Linked DNA regions of Mus musculus: region 2 is linked to region 1. The links are chromatin loops, found by intact Hi-C in ENCODE. Cell type or tissue: left cerebral cortex. All regions are shown on one strand. Links, peaks and the distances in the headings refer to the core of each region. The heading gives the core; the rest is flanking DNA. Region 1 holds the start of Fmnl2 (formin-like 2). Region 2 overlaps Fmnl2 (formin-like 2).

Evidence for each region. Peaks named below come from ENCODE experiments on the same cell type or tissue, not always from the same donor. Only the 100,000 strongest peaks of a DNase experiment are listed, where the experiment ranks them.
Region 2: it touches region 1 in a loop (2.1-fold over the local background); 5 of 42 quality-filtered maps call a loop at or near these places.

Annotation. Positions count from the first base shown.
Region 1 is chr2:52,857,541-52,860,340 of GRCm38, forward strand. Fmnl2 (formin-like 2) reads left to right here and starts at 328. Exons shown (of 27, transcript NM_172409.2): 1 at 328-719. The coding sequence starts at 603. In left cerebral cortex, for the core only: a CTCF peak has its summit at 1,271; DNase peaks (open chromatin) are centred at 228, 611, 626, 1,265 and 2 more places; H3K4me3 peaks cover 2,325 bases; H3K27ac peaks cover 2,194 bases.
Region 2 is chr2:52,927,068-52,929,867 of GRCm38, forward strand. The region is part of intron 1 of Fmnl2 (formin-like 2); the gene reads left to right. Among named protein-coding and RNA genes, the nearest start is that of Fmnl2, 71 kb to the left of the region's middle. In left cerebral cortex, for the core only: no CTCF peak of the experiment used is centred there; a DNase peak (open chromatin) is centred at 1,057; H3K27ac peaks cover 868 bases.

The DNA.
Region 1 (2,800 bases), core at 214-2,713:
ACTGTCGGAGTGAGGGAGGTCGAGATAAAAGTGACTAAAGCCACCTTTCACGGCGTCCAGCTTGTTTTTGCTGCAAGCACCCCAACTACAGCGCGGCCCTCCAGGAGCGCGCGCGGTTTCTGCGCGTGGCCGGTTTGGGCCGAAACTACGCGTCCCGGCAGTCCGCGGGGCGGGTGGGCGGAGCCGGGCCGGGGGCGGGGGCCGAGAGGGGGCATTGTGTCGGCCAGCCGTGCGCGAACGTCCGCTCGCTGTGGGGCCGGGGCTGAGGTGTCAGCGCCGCTGCGGCCGGGGCGAGAGGCGGACGAGCAGGAGCGCGCAAGCGGCCGCGGGTGCCGGCGGGGGCGGCGGGAGCACCATGCGGATCGGCGCCCAGCGCCCTGCAGACCCCTCGCGAGGCAGAGAGGCCGGGGCGGCGCCGGGGCGGCGGGGAGCATGAGGACGGCCGGGGACCGGCTGGGTTCGGAGCTCTGCTAGGAAGCGGCGTGCGCTGAGCACTAACCGGGACGCGGCGGAGGGCGGGAGCCAAGCGCCCGGGGCTGTGGGCATTTTGGACGCGGACGCAAGGGGCCCGGAGCCAGCCGGGGCTCCGGCACGCAGCCGACATGGGCAACGCGGGGAGCATGGACTCGCAGCAGACCGATTTCAAGGCGCACAACGTGCCATTGAAGCTGCCGATGCCCGAGCCAGGTGAACTGGAGGAGCGCTTTGCCATCGTGCTGGTGAGTGAGTCCGCTGCGGCCGGGCGCGGGGCCCCCGTGGGGCAGGCGGCGCAGATGACCCGGCTCCTCCGGTCCCAAGGGCGAGGCTCACACCTTCCCCATTGTGGGCTCCCAGCCTCGCTTCTCTCAGCCTCCGTCCTTGCGCTCTCCAGGGGTCCTCGGATGGGGAGAGGAGCTCGGGCCGGGCTACCCCGGCGGCCACGAACCCATTGTCTGGCGGGAGCAGCACCTCGCAGCGCGTGTGCCGGGAGGTGCAGAGTGGGTGTGAAGGGAAGGTGGCTGGCCGGGGAGGAGTGAGGGACGGGCCGCTAAAGCTTTTTGTTTAAAGAATGAAAAGCAACCGGCAGACCCCGACCCTCTGCGTAGCATCCCCCGGACGCGCAGCTCTGGGCCTTGCGGGGTCTGCTGCAGACGCGCGCAGGTGGCTGGCCGCAGGCGCCGCGCCCGCACTCGGTCGGCCGAACTTGGAGGGTGGACCTCGCGGCTGGGCAGATGGACAGCTCCCCAGAAAGAGAAAGAGGAGGCCGGCAGCTGAGTGGCGCCGTGGTCCCTCCGCGAGGGGGAGGCATCTGAAACCCAGACGCGGGTGGGGAAGGCGGGGGGTGGGGGAGAAGCGCCCCGGGCAGGGGAGAACCTCAGTGTGTTCCCTTTGGTCTTAAATCTTAAACCACAAAAATGTGCAGTTTGGCTGGGACGTGTTAAGAGCCGTCCTGACTTCACGGACGACCCCAGTTCCTTCAGTCGAGTCCATGGCTCCCTCCCGCATTCCGCATCACTCAGCCTTCCCGTTCCAGCTTCTCAATCAAAGACTGGAATCCTCTCTCTCCGTTTCCTTTTGGGACTAAGTTTCTGGGCTCTTCCCACCCGGAGTCTGCCTTGCTGTGAGCTCAAAAGGGTGTGACGCCTTTTCCCTTGCCCCAGAGAGCGTCCCAAGTGCAGTTGGTTCCTGGTTTCTCAAGTTTTAAGATTCCACCTTCTCTTAAGGGGATGATGGGAAGGAAATGAGGCTGGGGGGTGGGGTGGGCGGACTCCTGGTCTGAGACTTGACACTCTGCTTCCCCCTTTTTCTAAATCCATGCAAGACAAGGCAGCCAGAGCCAGAGGAACTTGTGATGGAGCTGCCAACTCCTGTGTCTACCTGAGAGAATTTTGGCATGTAACTTAAGAACTTTGGGAGAGGTCTCAAGCCCTGGATCAAAAGTTGGTTTTCTGAGATTTGAATGTTGAGTGGGACATTGAAGCTGCCTTTCTTCATCCCTTGAAAGGAGGTTGCTTTGGTACTGGGACCGTGCTCTGTCTGGATGGCAGGTCGGCTCTGTGTGATCAGGGAGCACGGAGGCTGCAGCTCTTTGCAGCCCTTTTAGGCCCCCTGGAAGTTGCTGTGAACATGGGGGGAAAAGATGTGGCTGCCTATTTTGCTTTGCATGGCCTGTGATCTCCCACAGCTGCTCCCACGTTATGCAAGATGGGACGCTGTGAAATGAAACAGCCCAAGCTTAATTACTTCTCAAGGCAGTCTGGTGCACACTTGACCCGTCTTTCCAGAGACAAACGGTGTTTCTTGAAAACAAAAACAAAACAACAGACAAACAAACAAAACACACCAAAAAAAACCTGTTCCTGACAGACATAGCTGCAACTTTCTGGCTCTGGGTTTTCTGTTTTTACCCTTCATCGTGTGGTGTGGTGTTATCTGTCTGTCTGTCGGCCTGTCTGTGTGTGTGTGTGTGTGTGTGTGTGTGTGTGTGTGTGTGAGAGAGAGAGAGAGAGAGAGAGAGAGAGAGAGAGAGAGAGAGAGGGGGGTTGGGCAGCCAGTGGCACAAGGAGGTTGCCGCAGCCATGCTAATAACAATAATGCAATTAAGTTCTACTCAACTGGGAGAGCATTTTTTGCATGAGCTTTCAGTTACTCTGCTGATTAATAACACATGGTATGAATTAATCTTTAGGAAAATAATGCCCCTTCATTAAAATGGTGGATTTGTGCTCCCATTGAGTCTAGCGGGTCACAAAGTGAGTCTGTAGGCTTTTATGATTGTAAATCCTGGGCTCCTTGGGGGTGTCCGATGTTTGCTGTGGCT
Region 2 (2,800 bases), core at 75-2,574, 69 kb after region 1:
TGCCTACCTGCATGAAGCTGTACATTTATTAAAAAGAAATGCAAAGCTAATGAAAAAAAGGTGGATAAACCTGTATTAACCAAAGATGAAGTTACCAGAATTTTCTCTAGTTAGTAGCTATATTAAAGATCTAATTTATTACCCTGGGTATGGTAGTAAATGCCTATCAGCTGGATCAGGCTGGGTCAGGCAAGATCAGGAGGGGTTCAAGGTCAGTGTCAGTAACACAGTTAATTCAAAACTAGCCTGGGATATATGAGACTGTCACAAAAAGTGTGTGTGTGTGTATCTGTTTGTCTACCATCTGTCTGTCTGTCTGCCTGTCAGTCATCTGTCTTTAATAGAGAAAATTTTCTTTTCAAAGGATAGTCAGAAAGCTAGACTAAAATGGAAATTTACTTCAATATCTTTTCCCAGCTAAGTGGCCAACTGTTTTGATTTCAGTGAATTTGGACCACATGAACCTGCTGTTGTAATGGGTCAAAAAACGGTTAGGTTCACATTTTGACCCAGAGCACCTGTTAAGGAAACAGACGCAGGAAGTTTGGCAGCTAACTAACCTACTTTTCATCCTTGAAGTTAGTAGGGAAGTGAGGCAGAACTATTTTATGTAAGTATGCTTTCCTCTCTTCTTTTGAAAAGTTAATAAGTAGAAGGATATAAAGGAGATTGGCGAGTCTGGGTGACTTTTGAGGAGTGAGCAGAGAAGAAGACAATTGAAGCAGCAGTTCTTAAAACTGAGCGGTTCCCCCTGGGTTTGAACAGGAGGTTGCAGTGGAGACAGCTCTGTGGAAACGAAGGCATTTGCTCACTGGTCCTTTGTCTTAGTTGTCCAAGTGACATTGTGCTGTCCCTGAGGAGCATGGGTGTGCTGTTTGTCACTTCAGTCCTGTCACGCTTTAAAGAAAGCTGCTATATCTACTGTCCTTGATTGATGCTGCACCTAACAATAGCCCTTCCCCGTGAAACACTCCATTGATACGTTTAGAACTCATTACTGCTAATCAAACAGTAGTGGTTTTATTACTGTACTAATGGAGCCTGGTACTTGGAGGCTGGAGGCCAGGCGGGGGAAGGGAGCGGGAGGGCAGGACAAGTGAGTCCCTTTCCTCCATTAGCGATGTTCCCGGGAAGAGTACTCAGCCTGATTCCAGTAAGACAATGTGATCTAGATACACTGCAGGGCCCGATGTGCACATGGAAGGATGCACTAAACGAGTTATTTCTAGCAGGAAGGAGCAAGAGCTTTCTCGATAAAGAACCAGCAAGACAGCAGAGTTTTCTATGGTCTTTTCCAGTGAAGTCATTTGCTCTCCTAACAGTGCATGGAGGCTAACAAATGAGTTGTGAATGTTATGGACTCTGATGGACTCAGAATTAAGGTTAGCTTGGCAGACATCCACTGCAGGCCACAGGCCGGACTGAAGCAGCAGCCTCTGTCCTCCTTCATGGTTTTTTGATATAATTGGTTCCCTTCTCCCCTCTCTCCCTTTGCCCCTTTGTTCTTTACTCTTTTCTGTAGTGTCGCAGCCAGCCACCTTTGATGTGATTATGAGGTCTCACAGTTTGTGTCTCAGTGTGGAATGTAATAGCTAGGCTTCTCTAAACCAGATGTAGGACTCATTCAGGTTACAGTAAGAGCTGGGGAGTTTTTAATTCATTTTTGGTGAATCTGAGTTCTTCTCATTCTGCAGCTTCTTGCCATCTCTTTTCTTTGTTACTCTCGAATGAAGATTGTTTTTCCTCTCCTGGCTTGGGTATTGCTGATTCACACATTATTGGAGGCCATCATGATTACCTGGACATTTGCTGATTATCACCTGTCATTGGGTTTCCAAGCAGTTAGCTTCTACTTTGTAGTAGCTGCCTTGCTCTTCAGGACCTGTGAGAATCACGAGTGGGAATGTCATGTCCAAGGGCCTTGAGATCCTCTCCGACTTGACCTTGTGTGTCTTAAGCATAGAAAAATGTCATAAGTACAGAATACTATGGATTCAGCTGTGCTGAGGGTTGGTAGTACCTAGGACATCCTGAAATGTCCTGAGGAAGCCTAAAGTAGAGGTGTGAGCTATGTTCCCATGTGACAGCTGTGGTCTGTTTTGTTACTGTGTAAGTGTGCAACCCCAGAGATCTTTCCTGTAATTTGGGCATCCACTTCCCAGCTAGAGAGGAGTGTTCATCATGTAGGTTTTCTCTTGTAGACGCAGCTTCGATTTGCATCCAGATCTGGCACACTCCTGAGTAGGGATAGGTGAACGATATCCTTTTAGACTTATGTTTGCCACGGGCATGAAAACACTGAGTTTACTTTATAAGCTTGTGGGGGCAGAATCCTAAGTGTCTTTTGAAAAGCGATCCACTCTGCAAACATGATTTGCTTGTTCTATTTTCTCTTCCTGTATGTTCCCATTAGAAGGCAGATTTGCTGGTTTGTTTTTGAGGTGGAGGATACCAACATTGCGTCTAGGAGCACTCACCTCCTACCCCCTTTTAATGACAGGGTTTTACTGTGTGATCCAGGCAATCTCTGCACCCAAGCTCTTGCCTCAGTCTCCCATAGATGTATACTACTGCTCCTGGCCCATTTTCTGTCTTACATACTCTATTCTTGTTACAATGTCAAGGGTATCAAGTTTGTTTCTAATGAGTCAATTTCAAGTTCCATCTTATACTATAAAAGCCAGATGGGAAGATAATGCCACTGTTGAACATTGAAGACTTCCAAAGAAAAATTATCTCAGGCTGGAGAGATGGCCCAGTGGTTAAGAGCACTCACTGACTGCTCTTCCACAGGTCCTGA